Regions from separate parts of the Homo sapiens genome. Here region 2 is linked to region 1. The links are chromatin loops, found by intact Hi-C in ENCODE. Cell type or tissue: psoas muscle. All regions are shown on one strand.

What was found. Peaks named below come from ENCODE experiments on the same cell type or tissue, not always from the same donor. Only the 100,000 strongest peaks of a DNase experiment are listed, where the experiment ranks them.
Region 2: it touches region 1 in a loop (2.6-fold over the local background); 26 of 110 quality-filtered maps call a loop at or near these places.

The regions. Positions count from the first base shown.
Region 1 is chrX:109,923,384-109,931,383 of GRCh38, forward strand. No RefSeq gene overlaps it. Among named protein-coding and RNA genes, the nearest start is that of TMEM164, 76 kb to the right of the region's middle. In psoas muscle, no CTCF peak of the experiment used is centred here; a DNase peak (open chromatin) is centred at 4,443; H3K27ac peaks cover 3,407 bases.
Region 2 is chrX:109,988,849-109,996,848 of GRCh38, forward strand. No RefSeq gene overlaps it. Among named protein-coding and RNA genes, the nearest start is that of TMEM164, 10 kb to the right of the region's middle. In psoas muscle, no CTCF peak of the experiment used is centred here; no DNase peak of the experiment used is centred here; H3K27ac peaks cover 782 bases; H3K27me3 peaks cover 1,358 bases.

The DNA of each region.
Region 1 (8,000 bases):
ACAACAGTCTTACAATGAATTTGATAGCAAATTGCTTTTTAAAATATCTTTCATTGCAGGCTAGAGTGAGCTGTGATCATGCCACCGCACTCCATCCTGGGCAATGGGAGTGAGACCCCATCTGAAAAACAAAAACAAAAACAAAAAAAAATGAAAAAAAAAAACAAAGGCCCTCAATAGGGCCCTTCTTTGTTCCCGTAATGCCTTATCCTTCCTTCTATCAGGCTCTGCATTGTAGTTCTTATATATCTGTATTCTGTCAGACTGAGAGCTTTTTGAGGACAGGTAGCATACCTTGACTATCCCTGATATCCCTTGTGCCTCAATTCCCTTATCTATAAAATGGAGACGATAATGGCACTTACTGCCTTGGGTTGTTAAGATGAGTAAATGAGTTAATGTGGGAAAAATGCTTGGGACAGTACCTAGTGCATGGTGATGACACAGTAAGTATTAGAATTATTTTATCTTCAGCAAATACAATGTCTGGCATCAGGCATTCAATCAATAGGTACTAGATGAATGCATACATAGATCAATGCATAAGCCTATGATGGAAGCTGGTGAACTCTCTTTTCCTAGAGAGCACTTAAACTATGGAAGAAAACCATTAGTGACCATTACTGTTAATTTGTTTTTTGTCTTTTGCTTTTTTTTTTGAGATGGAATGTCTCACTCTGTCACCCACGCTGGAGTGCAGTGATGTGATCTCGGCTCCCTGCAACCTCTGCCTCCCGGGTTCAAGAGATTCTCCTGCCTCAGCCTCCCGAGTAGCTGGGATTACAGGTATGTACCACCACGCCCAGCTAATTTTTGTATTTTTAGTAGAGATTGGGTTTCGCCATGTTGACCAGGCTGGTCTCAAACTCCTGACCTCAAGTGATCCGCCCCCTTCGGCCTCCCAAATGCTGGGATTACAGGCATGAGCCACTATGCCTGGCCCCCATTAGCGTTAATTTGCTTAACCCCCTTAAGCCTTTACTCAAAGATAACTTTTCGGTGAGGCTTTCTCCAACCCCAGTACCTCAAAACATTTCCTATATCTCCTTCCCTGCTTTATATTTTGCCTTGGCCCTTGACCCTATCTAAGATACTACAAGTTTAATTATTTATCATGTTTATTCCTGCCTTTCCAATTAAAATGTAAGCTTCCAAAAGCCAGGGATTTTGTTTGTTTCTGGAGAAAGACCTGGTAAATAGTAGATTATCAATAAAATTGATTGAATTGAATGCATAATCATATGGAAACAGGGCAGGGCAGTGCAGGGACTAGGATAGGGCAAGCTCTCAGGGTAGTGTGCTGAGCCTACATTTGCATGGTCTCAGAGTAAATGCCTCCTTAAAATTTGCAGCCGAGGCACCTCCTTGCTCACCCCAGTCCCAGCCCTGAAGCAGGGAATAGACCAGATCACCTAGTGAGATCTGTCTACTCCCAGGCAGTGGCATGCTGGTAGATGTTTATCAACCAGCTCTTTTAGGTTGGTAAGGTGGGGGAAGCCTTGATTTGTAATGTTTGCCAATATTCCCATCATGGCCAATTTCAAGCTATCAACAGAATGTTTATGAACAGAGTTGGGAAGAGATGTGCCCAGTGGGCTCTTGTGAGCTGGTACAAGTTGGCTCTAGCGCACCACTGAACAGGATTCTTTTTTTAAAAAAAAATAATTACCTTGTTTTTATTAATCTTTCTTAAATGTGTATATAGCTCACATTTATTTCAGGGTTTACCACTAGAAGTGTTTTGGTCTTTATTTAGAAGTTTGGCAATGTTTTGTGACCACAAATATGCTATAGAAACTTAAGTTGGTTTCATTATACATTGTTTCACATAAAGTTTCCAAGAACCTATCGAGGCTGTTAGTGAGGACTTACTGTACATCTTGACATGGGAGAATTGGGCATTAGGCATGAGCATGTGCCACTGCAGCAGGTGGTGGGCCGCTTAGGAGTCTGGATTACCAATTTCATCTGAACTCTTGGGCAGTCTTGAACTTTTGCTAAATGCAACCAGGGCCAGCATAAAAAACAAAAACTGCAAAGAGGAATTAAGAATAATGAGGGGATTAGCATTACCCATTTTCACCACTAAAATATATCCCAGAAGCGCATTATTCTGAATGGAGGGCAAGTAGTATCACTTTCAGGTTATGAGGGATAACAGAAAGGAAACTTCTGTTTTCCAAGGACTATGTGCCAATCCCTCTGCCAAGCACATACTCCTATAAAGTAGGTACTTCTACAATCCCCATTTTAAACAGATGAGGAAACTGAAGCCTAAATACAATAGATAATTTGCCCAAGATCACACATGCAGCAATGGCAAACCAGGATTCAAGTGGAAGCATATTTGATTCCAAGGCCCATGTACTTTTTCTTACATAGCATCATACTGTGCTATGGCATGAATATGGTGACATCTCCACAGGTATGGATTGAGAAACTTCTGTAGGCCCAGACATGTGTCACAGGCTGTATTTCATGAATTCCCTTCTCTGCATCTGGCCAAACCTGCACTTGTTCCAGAAGACAGGGGAAGTGGCTGTCTTATTCACCTCTCTATGCTCAGTGACCAGCATGGTGCCTGGTGGACAGAAGGCATTCAATAAATAGTTGTTTGAAGATGAAAGGAATAAAAAAAGAAATGAAGTAAATTGGAAAAAGGAAAGAATTTTTGTCCCATGGATATTGTTTGTGTTTATGGATCACTCAAGAAGACTTTAGACACAAAATTTGCATAGATACTCCTAAGCAAATTATTTCCAACTTCCATTAATTAATTGCCAGCAGTGGATTCCTTTTTATTTGTTATGCCAGAGATCATGAAAGCATGGAATCTGGGATAGATTCTGGAATTATCTTCACTGTAGATTGGCTTTCCTAACTGTTGTGTGCTTTGGCCGTGAGTCCCATCAGTCGGTACTCTCTGTGCCCATTCCAGTGTGCGTAAATGACTGGCAGCATTCAGGGATAACTTGAGTGTCAGAAGAAAAGGGCTCAGGCTTCAAAATCTCCATGGCTAATCTGTAAAGTAGGCAATCCTTCCGCAGATAATTGAACAGTGACTAGATTTAGTTACTGGCTAAATCTCAGGGGTCTTCCACTCAGTACCCTTACCCAGATATATTTCGTGAGATTTTCAAAAACAGATACAGACATGGTCTCTGGTTGTAAATTTCCCTCCTCTCTCTCTTTTCTGCTCATGAACATAACCAGTGCCAGGCCAAAGGTTGCCCAAGCTTAAATATTCTGGGCTGATTCAATGCCTGGGGATGTATGTTCTGATGCCTTCTACAGAGGTGGCCTGCTGAATGCATTTCGGAGATGCGTTTTGCTTGGAATGCTTAATATTTGGACATTATTTTTCAGTTAATTGACAGCATAAAAAAGCAAAGGAGATTCTGCATCAGTTCTTTTGATTTCTCTTGAAAACTTGGAGGCTCTAGGCATGCAGACTGACACACAGCAACATTGGGCTGGAGCTGAGTAGTGGCTGCCCTGTTCGAACAGAATGTGCATTCACTCCCTGATTCACCTCTGCCGCACCATCTACTCTTATCTGCCCAGCAGTAAGGCAGGCTGTCAGTTGCAGTTTGTTATCTCCCTTTGTGCAGCTATTTCATAATTTGGATGGGCATATGCTCTGTAGTTTGCCACAGAGAGAAGCCCACCACACCCACTAGACTGATTTCAGTTGCCTACCTGGCTCCTGTAATCACTATGTCTGTGTTTGAGCCTCTCATCCCTACTCTAAGGGGACAAAGCTGGTCTTAGGCATAGGCAGAGCTCGTAGCTGCCAGCACAGATCGGTAGGAAAAGTTGCCAACAGAAAGCCCGCATGCCTCAAAAATAGCTCCCTGGCCTGGTAACCTGCCTGCCTGAAATTCACACTATCAGTCACTTCTTGGGTTAAAGAGCTTAGTCTTCCCCTTCTCAAAGTGAAAACATATTACTTTGGAGAGGCAAACCATTATCCTGTGATGCTAGTTCCTGGGAACATGAGGGGAAAGGGTCTACTTTAGCAGCATCTCAAAAAGCATTGGGACTGCTGACACTGGCTCAGGTTACTTCTCTAGTCTCCAGCAAAGGAGAGAGGCAGAGAACAAGTAAGGACACAGGACAAGTAAGTTTGCTGAGGGGAAGCCACAGAGAAGGGCTCAGAGCCTGACAGCACACCCAGGAAGGGCAAGGCCTGGTGGCCAGCACTGGGGTCCTGTGGATAGGTGAGGGATAGAAGGCATTGCTCCAAAGGAGAGAGAAGTACAGAAGAGCATCAGCCTTTTGTGGCCAGTGGGCCCTTCAGAGAAAGAATGAATTTGTTCTTTAGAAAGGATTGCTTGGTTGGGTATAACTCACAGGTGGTGTGAAGGCCGGAACTCTATAAACAGATCCTCCTGCAGTTACCAGAGGCTATTTTTGCTCCTCGCAACATCATGTGCCGGGCAGACAGTGGCCCTGTTGGAATGCACAGAGAGCAAAGCAACACTGCAATTGGTAGCTCCCCAGGGAGAGGGCTTTTTTATTTTAATTTTTTCCATTTCCAGCACACTCTACACTGGTGCTTCACCATTCCCACCCCAGAAACCTAGCATTTATTAGCTACAACCCCTCCCCAGCAGCCTGGGGCCCTAAGTGTTCCATGTAAACCTCAGGCAAGCAAGACTCTCCCAACACCAGGGAACCGCCAAAACTAGCTTATCCACTGTTCCCAGCCCTGCTTCTCCAGACACCAGATGGATTCCAGGACTCTCCTGGTTCCTTTGCTTCCACTGCTCACAGGACATCCCACATGGCAAGAGGGGAGGCAGAGGAGAAAATGAGGGAAGTTTACTGGGCACAGTAGCTCACTTTTCTGTAATCCTAGCACTCTGGGAGGCCAAGATGGGAGGATTGCTTGAGCTCAGGAGTTCAAGGCCAGCCTGGGCAGTATGGTGAAACCCCCATCTCTACAAAAAATACAAAAAATTAGCTGGGCATGGTGGCACACACCTTTAGTCCTAGCTACTTAGAAGGCTGAGGTTAAAGGATCACCTAAGCTGGGGGAGGTTGAGGCTACAGTGAGCCATGATCACACCACTGCACTCTATCTGGGAGACACAGTGAGACCCTGTCTCAAAAATAAAATAGAAATAAAAATAAAAGAAAATGAGGGAAGTAGAGGCAGGTGATAGGAGGGATCATGAAAGGCAGGGGAAGGACTTTGTCTACCTTCATATTTTACTCTGACTCTTCCCCCTCTTACTGACTTCCAGCACAGGCTGTGTCCCCTGTGCCTCTCCAAGAGCTTCCCAACCTCCATTTGCACACCATTGTTCAGGGGCCTAGCTCTTTCCTCCAAGTTGCCTCCTACTACCTAGACACAGGCTGCATCATGCTGATTTACAGATTAGTCAGATGAAGACTCAACACCCACCTCCCCTCAGCCTTGGCAGCTTGCGTTGCCATGAGAGTGACAAGAAGGGTGGAAATACTTATTATCTACTTTATTTTATATTGAAGCCAATCCTCCCAGGGCCTACACTATTCCTCTCCAGCAGAGGTAGGAACTTGGAGAGACTGCATGAACTTTTCAGGCCGCTAGGAGTATTTGGAAGGTAATAATTTACTAAAGTCAGCCCTTGATTCCTCCCGTGACTTATCCACTTTGCGGATTATCTGTGGGTAATGCTTTTCTCTAAGCTGGCCTCCCCTGCCTTCCAGTGAGTTTCTGAGCTGTCTTTTTTCCCTGCTCCCACGACACCCTGTGGATATGTGCTTGAAGAATGCACACTTGAACATTTGCCTACGCAAAATGGAAATACAGAGGAAAATTGGGTGGAGGTGGGGCAATCCTCTAGTTCTTTCCTATGTCAGCCAGAAGTGATTTGGGGTGTTTAATTAAATCTGAAACTTCTGAGTGCATAGTATGCACAAAGGTGCTAGGGTTGGTATCTGGGGAGGCAATAATTTTATTTTTTCTACTTGGTTCCTTTTTGTTCCTTGGGAGTCCCAGGGATAGAAGAGAGTAAATGTGAATGAAATGAAAATGTGATTGACCCAAAATGCAAATTATACATCATCATCATCATCACAATGATACCTAACACTCACATAGCACTTATTATATACCAGGCAGAGTTCACAGGGCTTTATATGCATGAACTTGCTTAATCATCACCACTCTGATTCGAGATAATATTAACCCTGTTTTAAAGGCAATGAAAACGAAATACAGAGAGATCTAGTGACTTGCCTAAGATCATGCAACTGGTACCCAGGTAACATTCATCCAGGGTTCACAGCCTTGATACTATTCTAAACTATTTCTCACTACACACATTCTGTTGTTTCATTTTTCCATTGTTACAGAACTACCCCCAAACTTAATAAGTTAAAGCTGCAACCATTTTATTTGTTCATGATTCTGTGAGTCAGAAATCTCATCACAGTCTGAATGGTTTGTCTGTGATGTCCGGAGCCTCAGCTGGGATGGCTCAGACAGTTGGGGCATGATCAAGATGGCTTGACTGGGGGTCTCTGTCTGAAACCTCAGTTCTCACTGTCTACTGAGTTCCTAGATTGTCTTCCACATGGCCTTTTTGTAATGGCTGGTTTGGGCTTCCTCACATCATGGTGGCCTCAGAGTAGTCAGACTTCTTCTCTGGTAGCTGGCTATCTCTGAGAGAAAGAGGAAGCCTCCAGGCCTTTTAAAATCTGGGCCTGGAACTGGCACAGCATTACTTCAGCCATATTCCACTCGGCACAGTAAGACATGAGACCAGATCAAATGCAAGAGGAGAAAAATAGATTTCACTCCTTGATGAATGGAGTGACATGCACACATATATACTGAAACAAGTTATTAATGGTGGCCATCTTTGGAGACTATCACACTATTTATATATAGAACATACATACCATTTATATTATATTATATTATAAGTTAATATATTACTTCATATGTATGTGTGTGTGTATATAGATGTACACATACATATGAAGTGTATATAGATACACACACACGTTGATTTTTTTAATGTTGAAAATTGCAACTACATTGACCAACACCCTGCAACCACTGACCCCACTTAAAGATACTCAGTGAATTTTAAAATCCATTCCCAGGTCTGGATCCTGCTAAGTGTTTCAATGCCCCCTCCAGTATCTCAGCCAGGTCTCCTAGACCCCAATAACTTAGAAGACTATGATTCTAGGGTTGACACTGGCTGGGCCCTACATGCATGGAATTGCTTCTTTCTTCTGAGACTGTAACCAGGGGGTCCTCAAAAACAAAATTCTATCCCAAAGCAGTATCCCACTGGGGCTCAACCAGGGAACCCCAGACAGCTTGGCAGGTCCCATTGCCTTCAGCCATTGAAGACTGCAGCTGTGTGGTGGCAAGGGAGGAGAGTAGACCGAAGGACCTGAGGAAACCTGAATGGTAGTCTTGATTCAGCTTCTCTGCATGTGAATGGGAGGACATGAGAAGGAGGCACAACAGACATTTGGTCCTGAGTTATCATGTCACCTCACTGCCTGTAGACCTCAAATGGGCATGAAAAAGGAGTGTTTGGTTATTTCCCCTCCCCCAGAGATGCTTTCATTATCTCCTCTTTACCCCTCCTCATAAATGGCAGGGCCTTTGGCATAATGGCCATACTCCACTGCCATGCCCCGCCTCTTCTCACCTAAGCTAAGTCAGTTCCCTGTTATAGCCACTGATAGGTCATTCACTCATTCATTTTTTTCAATGTTTATTAAGGGCTACTATGTGTAAGGCACTGTTCTAGGCAATCGGGATACAACAGTGAACAAATTGGACCAAAATACCTGCCCTTAGGGAGCTTACATTCTATAAAAAGGAAATACACAATAAACAAAATCTGCAAAATACACAGTACATTAGGTGGTAAATGCTATGGAGAAAAATAAAACAGTAAGAAGGGTAGAGGAACTGGGGTGGTTAGGGGATTACAATTTTAACTAGTGTGGACAGGGAAGTCCTCTCTGAGAAAGTGACATCT
Region 2 (8,000 bases), 65 kb after region 1:
TGATCTCTTTCCCTTAGAAGCTCCACACTAAGTCCTATATATAAAGATCTAGGCTAGGTGCAGTGGCTTGCACCTGTAATCTCAGCACTCTGGGAAGCTGAGGCAGGAGGATTGCTTAAGCCCAGGAGTTTGAGGTCAGCCTGGACAACATAATGAGACCCTGTCTTGACAAAAAAAAAAAAAAAAAAAAAAATTAGCTGAATGGATGTGGTGGTGCTCCCTTGTAGTACCAGCTACTTGGAAGGCTGAGGGAGGAGGATGGCTTGAGCCCAGAAGGTTGAAGCTGCAGTGAGACATGATCGCACCCCTGCACTCCAGCCCAGGTCACAGAGTGAGACCTTGTCTCAAAAAACAAACAAACAAAACAGATCTAGCCTGGGCAACAAAATGAGACTCCATCTCTACAAAAAAGAAAAAAATAAAATACAAAAGTCTAGCGCTATTATAAAAAATTACCCATTCCAAAGGAGAAAACAGAAAGCTTCTCTCTGAGTCTCATGTAGCCACTGCAGCTCATTATTCACCTGCCTTAATGACAAATTGTATCTTTGTCTACATAGAGTTCCTGCAAACACTTCTAAGCCAGAGTAAAGAAAATATCAAATATAGACAGGAATGGAATCTATAATTGTACTGTGGACTGATAGCATATCACGAGCTGTGTGGGTCACAGGCACACCATGCTGTGTATCCCTCACAGGGGAAGGAGGGCATCTGGGGATGAAATCTGGAGGAAAGAACAGATGGAGGGTTGATGAAGAGAAGAGATGGAGGAAGGCAGCAGGAAGTGGCCCTGAAGTTAAGGCTCTGCCACAAAGAATAGCACAAACTGGGGGAGGCTCTGGAAAGTGGCTTGGATGCATGGAGATAAACTAAGAATCTGAGTATAAAATGTTCATTTTTGGAACCCCTGGTGTATATATGTAATTAGCATGCTAAGGGCCAATCTGAGGGCAAAATAGGGCCTCCTGTCTCTTATTCTTCTGTTCTTTTTGCCTCTGTTTCCTTAGAAACAAATCCATCAATATCTGAGAACCCCATCCAAGAGAGAACCGCTTTGAAGATATTCAATTCCCAAGTGTTTTGAAGGCAGATGCCAGCTATGCCAAATGAGTCCTTGAAAGACCTAAATCATTTCCTGATTTAAAGCAGTACGTAAAAAGCCTACCCATCTTTCATGGTAGGATGAGGTATAATCAAGTGCTCAGATGATTCAAATCTTGTGACAATGAGACTGAGGTTCTGGGCTCAAACCCCCTGTGGCCTGTTTGATTCTCTCCTCCCCAGTTCCAAGCAGTAGAGACTGTGCTCCTGTCCACAAATTGGTCCTCCTGACCTAGATGGTTATCATGCAAGAACAAGCCACAGATCATATGAGATTCCGGGCAAGGGTCACAGTCATATAGGGCTTAGTTGGTCAGGCGCTGCATTTAGACAGATCTGTGTTGAAAATTTGTCCTTCTACTCATTACTAGGGGCACCTTAATCGAATTACCCTCTAAGCCTCAGTTTCCACCCCCCATGGTTAAGATAATTTAGCACATAACTACTCAATCCATCATACCCGTTACTATTCTTATCATTGTTAATAATGGGTACAGATTGAGATCTAAGTGTAAATTTGGAAGCTGATCGCTACTGCCATGCTCCCCTCAAGAATTCTCAGAATGGTGGCACATGCCCATAGTCCCAACTACTCGGGAGGCTGAGGTGGGAGTATTGCTTGAGCCTAGCAGTCTGAGACCAGCCTGGGCAACATAGCAAGACCCCCTTTCTATTTTTAAAATTCTCAGAAGCGATGCAAATTCACCTGACCCAGGGACAACCTTTAATGCACCTCAAGAGGGGATGTGATTATCAATACTACTTAGTCATCTCAAGTCAGATGAAATCTATCTCCTTTCCCCAGCTGACTGCACCACTGGAACAAAGATCAAAGCTCTTGGCCTGTCGATGAGGTTGATAGCTTTATCTTCACATGTAACATGGAAGAGATAGTACCAGGTTAGGGTAGGGGACTTGTCTAAATCTAGAATGGATGTGGCCAATAGCTCTCAGAATTTTCCAGGGGTTCCCCAGCTAGCTTTCCAAAACTGCTTTCAGCATATTGATTCCTGACAGCATTGCACTTCAAGAAAAGAGCAACTACAAACTGCCAGCTTGCCCGCATCTCAAAATCAATCACACATGTAGCAGATGCTTGGGTTTCTCTCTTTCTTTTCCTCTTCCTCCCCTGCAGGAAAGTGTGTGGTTTCTAATAACACTCCTGCTATGTTGTGGCAGGACAGGATGTCAGTTGCACCTGAGGCTACAGAAGTAAAAGGGTATTCAACAGAAAATTGGCCTACTTAACCCACTTGGGGTAGATTTGATTTCTGCCTTAGTATTAAAACATGAATATCTGTAATTGAAAATGGGCATATCCCTAAAGCAAACAATTACTGAGTGACTTACTTGCCAGACAGGGTACTAGCTAGTCTCCACACAAAGCACTTCACTGATTTTCACAACCACCCTCCAAGGTGGATACATGAAAGAACATATCACATATGAGGAAAAAGGCTCTGAGAGGTGAAGTCACTTGCCTCGGATTACAAGAGTTTATCATTGGCAAGGATTTGAACCTGCACCTCTCTGATTTCAGATCCAATCTGTTCATTTACTTTGTTATTCAAATATTGATTCATGAAATAAACTTGATATTTACTTTATGTAAATTTCACCCTCAGGGACTTAAAATATTTCTTGCAACATCCAACTTCTGCAAAAACAAGGGATTTGCATTTATGCATCCTAATGCTTGAAATATATGTTGTCTGTGAAATTTTAGCTATAAAATACCTGTTTGTACATATTACCTAGCAGACAGTGGCACTCAATACATGTTTATTAAAACAACAACAACAACAACAAGGGAATGTGAAGAAATGCAGGCATTGGAAATGAGTCTTCCTCAGGAAGATGCTGGGTCTTCTATCTTCCATGCATCTGTGACTAGCTTAGCCTGGAATGAATAGGTTTATGTCTCGATTCAGTGGAGCAATTCCTTCATTACTGTATCATGGCCTAGACAGAAAGGAGGAAAAATGAGCAAGGAATCCAAGATTCTAAAGCACAGCCTGAATTTGTAAGGCCAGTTTTTCACATCAACATTCCCAGTTGAAAGGAATATTAAAGCTAGAAAGGGCAAGGCACGGTGGCTCACACTTGTAATCCCAGCACTTTGGGAGGCCAGGCAGGAGGATTGCGTGAGGCCAGGAGTTTGAGACCTGGAGTATGCAAAGCCTGGTCAATATGGTGAGACCCTGTCTCTTCTTATTAAAGAAAATATAAACAAAGAAAAAATATAATAAAGCTGGAAGGGGACTTAGAGGTGAGTGACTGAAATCCTTTCATATTCTAAAAGACAAAACTGAGGCCCAAAGAGTGACTTGCTCAAGCTAGTCAAATCCAACCCAGGTGTTCTGGTCACCATTTCCCTCATGTACTTTCAACTACATGATACTGCCACCCAGCCAAGTTTTTCCAGGCTGTGTCAAGGGCAAGGCCAGCAGCCTGAGTCCTGAAGAGTTCTCTGGCTTGCCCAGTATGCCACGGCAAGTTTTTGGCTCTGCCTGAGACCATGACATTTAACCACAGACCTTTCTTGGAACCCCTGGAATAAAGACTGCAGCCTGACTCCTTCATGATTTAAATAGCCAAATAATGCCAAGTTGAGTTTTTTATGATAAGGTAAGTGGCAGTTTAGGATTACAAGTCAAGAAAACATTTATCCGATGATAGTCAATTAATAGAATTAAGGGAAGGTTTAAATTTGGAAGCCTGAGGAGTAATTTGTTAGTCTTGAACTTTGTTTCAACTTGGCTTGGGCTTTCTAGATTATAAGTAAATGTTTAATAATGTCAATATCTGTTTAAATGTTTAATAATGTCAATATCTTTAAAAAAAGACTTTTTTGTGCTGTCACTCAAGTTTTTTTCTTACTATGTACTTGATTGTACATATATGTACACATATACACATATGTGTGTGTGTGTGTGTATATATATATATATATGGCTTCCCTGTGAAAGCATGCTTTTCTCATTACTGTCTTATTAAGATTTAATGATAGCAATCACCTTTTGAGTTGATATATCGGCAATATTGCAAAGAGCACTCATGTATACAATATTATTTGTCCTGGGGATATCCTTGTGAAGCAAGGAGAGTTTGGGATGTGTATTTTTCTGCCAAATATGAGGAAAACGAAGCAGGAAGTGGGTTAGACAGCAAGTCAAGGACCCAAGGTTAGAACTTAGTTTGTTTCTCCTAGCACAGTGTTTTTTTAACCATTAGGTCAGGTCTCTTATCAAGTGATACAGTGGGGAGCAAGTGAAAATTGCTGATAGAGGGATCAAGTAGGTTAGAAGTTGGAGATCCAAACAATGAAGTAAACTGTCAAACAAAACTAATCCACCAGATACTAGGGAACCATATGGAAAAGTTAGCTTGATATCTAGAGACTATGGGAGACTTACAAATAAAGTTCAAATGTTGAAGGACAGAGTTATAGAAAGGAAATACAATTAAACCAAGAAATAAAAGGCAGGGATGGTGATTCTCTACCCATCAAAGCTTGATTAAAGAATTCTGCACAGTGGGGGAACTCAAGTTATTGTTGCCTCATGCTGGAGACTCTGAATGGAGAGAGACAGTAAAGCTGCATCTATATGACTAGACTCATCTAAAATGGTTGTATGGTTTCTATTATGGGGAGAAGAGCTAGCATGTAGCAATGGACTTAGAAAAATTCAGAAATTTGGAATTGCCCTTAAAAATAAAATAGCTGGCAGGCTGGGCGCAGTGGCTCATGCCTGTAATCCCAGTACTTTCGGAGGCTGAGGTGGGCAGATCACCAGGTCAGGAGATCGAGACTATCCTGGCCAACATGGTGAAACCTCATCTCTACTAAAAATACAAAAATTAGCCAGGGCTGGTGGCAGGCTCCTGTAATCCCAGCTACTTGGTAGGCTGGGACAGGAGAATCACTTGAACGCAGGAGGCAGAGGTTGCAATGAGCCAGGATCAAACCACTGCACTGCAGCCTGGGCGACAGTGTGAGACTCCATCTCAAAAAATGAATAAATAAATAAAATAAATTAAATTAAATTAAATTTAAAAATAAAATAGCAAGGAAAAGGAGAGCAGCTGTGTCCAGTTTGTGTTATTTTGGGGTCAGCCATGGCATTCTGGGCTCAGTTCTGATGGGGAGTACAGGGGAGTATGAGGACTTTACTGAACTTTCACAAAGTAGGGTTGCACCAGGAGTGCCCTCCCCGCCACTCACACCCCTCACCTGCCAAGTATTAATCATGTTCTTTGGGATCATTCTGAAACTGGGAGGATCAGAATGCTTCCCATGCTCCTGGAGTCTAGAGGCTGAACTTACTGCAGCACACACTTTCCTCTTATTCCAGGAAGCTGGGTTCTGTTGCTTCCCAGATTGTGTGAGGTTGATGTATTCCAAGTGTCTTGAACAATTCTGTAGACATACGCTATGGGGACCCCATTGTTAATATCAGCTGTGGGATCACCACTGGAGTTATGGTGCCAGGGGTGGAGAAGGGCTTCTTGGCAACAGCGGTTCCCAGCTCTGCAATTAAAGACCTGAGCTTTGTCCTGAGTCTGATTGGTTTAGCATCTTCTACATTCTTAGCATTCATTTCCTGACATAAGAAGTGATCTGATGAGCCTCACAGACAGAATGCTGAGCAAAATAAGCCAGACACAATGAATTAAATGCTGCACAATTCCATTTATATGGCATTCAAGAGTAAGCAAAGTGAATCTATGGTGATAAAAATCAGAACAATGGTTACCTCTGGGGGTAGGGATTGACAGGGAGGTGGGCATGAAGATCTGGGTGGTGATTACAGTGGTGTATACATTTGTCAAACTCATGGAGCTGTACACTTAAAACTAATAATGCATCTTAGTGTATGTAAATTAAACCTCAAGAAAAAAGAGAAATAAATTAGGCCAAGCACAGTGGCTCACACCTGTAATCCCAGCACTGTGGGAGGCCAAGGCAAGTGGGTGTGAGCTCAGGAGTTCAAGACCAGCCTGGGCAACATGGTGAAACCCCATCTCTATTAAAAAAAAAAGTACAAAAATTAGCTGGGCTTGGTGGCACAAGCCTGTAGTCCCAGCTACTTGGGAGGATGGCTTGAGCCAGGAAGGTGGAGGTTGCAGTGAGCTGAGATTGCCTGGGAGACAGACCCAGACCCTGTCTGATAAATAAATAAATAAGTAAATAAATAAAAAAGAAAGAAAGAAAGAAATTGAAAGCAGTGATGTCTTAATGGACAGTCAGCTCATCTACCAAGAGCAGTATTGTGTATGGGTTCGGGTTACTGGCTTTGGAGCTAGCAGATCTGGGATAAAATCCCAGCTTTGGCACATACAAGCAGTATGACTTAAGCATACATTTTCACATCCATAAAATGGGGATTAAAACAATAGTACCTATTGTTCCAGGCTGTTTGTCATAAGGCTTAAATGAGATACTGTATGCAAAGCACTCAACCATTTAATGGTGTTTGCTCACCCTTAGTTAGATTTTCTTGCTTTATTGACTAGACCCATGGTAGTTCCCAATCTTAGTTTAAAAAAAAATATCCATACTGGCTGGGCGTGGTGGCTCATGCCTGTAATCCCAACACTTTGGGAGGCTGAGGCGGGCAGATCACCTGAGGTTAGGAGTTCAAGACCAGCCTAACATGGTGAAACCCCTTCTCTACTAGAAAATACAAAAATCAGCCGGGTGTAGTGGTGGGTGCCTGTAATCCCAGCTACTCAGGAGGCTGAGGCAGGAGAATCGCTTGAACCCAGGAGGTGGAGGTTGCAGTGAGCCAAGATCATGCCACTGCACTCCAGCCTGGGTGACAGAGCGAGACTCTGTCTCAAAAAAAAAAAAAAAAATTCATACTAAGGGTCTACTACCAAAGCTTCTGATTGTATTGGTCTGGAGTGGGGCCCCCAAAATCAGTATTTTTAAAAAACTGGCCAAATGACTCTAAAACAGCAGTCCCCAACGTTTTTGGCACCAGGGACTGGTTTTGTGGAAGACAATTTTTCCAAGGACTGGTTGTGGGGGAGCAGGGTTAGGGGGCGTGGTTTCAGTATGTTTCAAGAGGGTTACATTTATTGTGCACTTTATTTCTATTATTATTACACTGTAATAGATAATGAAACAGTTTATACAACTCACCATAATATAGAATCAGTGAGAGCCCTGAGCTTGTTTTCCTGCAACTGGATGGTCCCATCTGGAGGTGATGGGAGACAGTGACAGATCATCAGGCATTAGATTCTCATAAGGAGTGCGCAACCTAGATCCATCACATGCACAGTTCACAGTAGGGTTCATGCTCCTATGAGAATCTAATGCTGCCACTGATTTGACAGGAGGCGGATCTCAGGCAGTAATGTGAGTGATGGGGAGCTACTGTAAATACAGAAGAAGTTTCGCTTGCTTGCCCACCACTCATCTCCTGCTGTGCTGCCCAGTTCCTAACAGGCCACAGACTGGTATGGGTGTGTAGTCCAGGGGTTTGAGACCCCTGCTCTAAAGTGCTGGAGCCAGAGCTAACATCCAGTAGGTTAGATTTATTACATCCCCAATCAAACGTTGCCTCTTCCTCTATGAACATGTTCCTGGCAATTCCTGCTCCTGGTGTTTTCCCTCTTTTCTGAACTTTTTTTTTTTAATTGAGGCATTACTGACATACAGTAAAACGTACAACTCTAAAGTGTGCACGCTATGTAGGTTTACATATGTATACATCCATGTAACGTCACCCAGATCAAGACACAGAGCATTGCTGGCATTCCAGGAGGCTTCCTTCTTTTCCCTTCCCGTCAGTGTCTCTAGGGTATCTGCCATGCTGACCTTTCTCCCCATAGATGGCTTTACTTGGTGTTGAACTATGCCTGAATTCTTCTCACTCTCCTTGTTG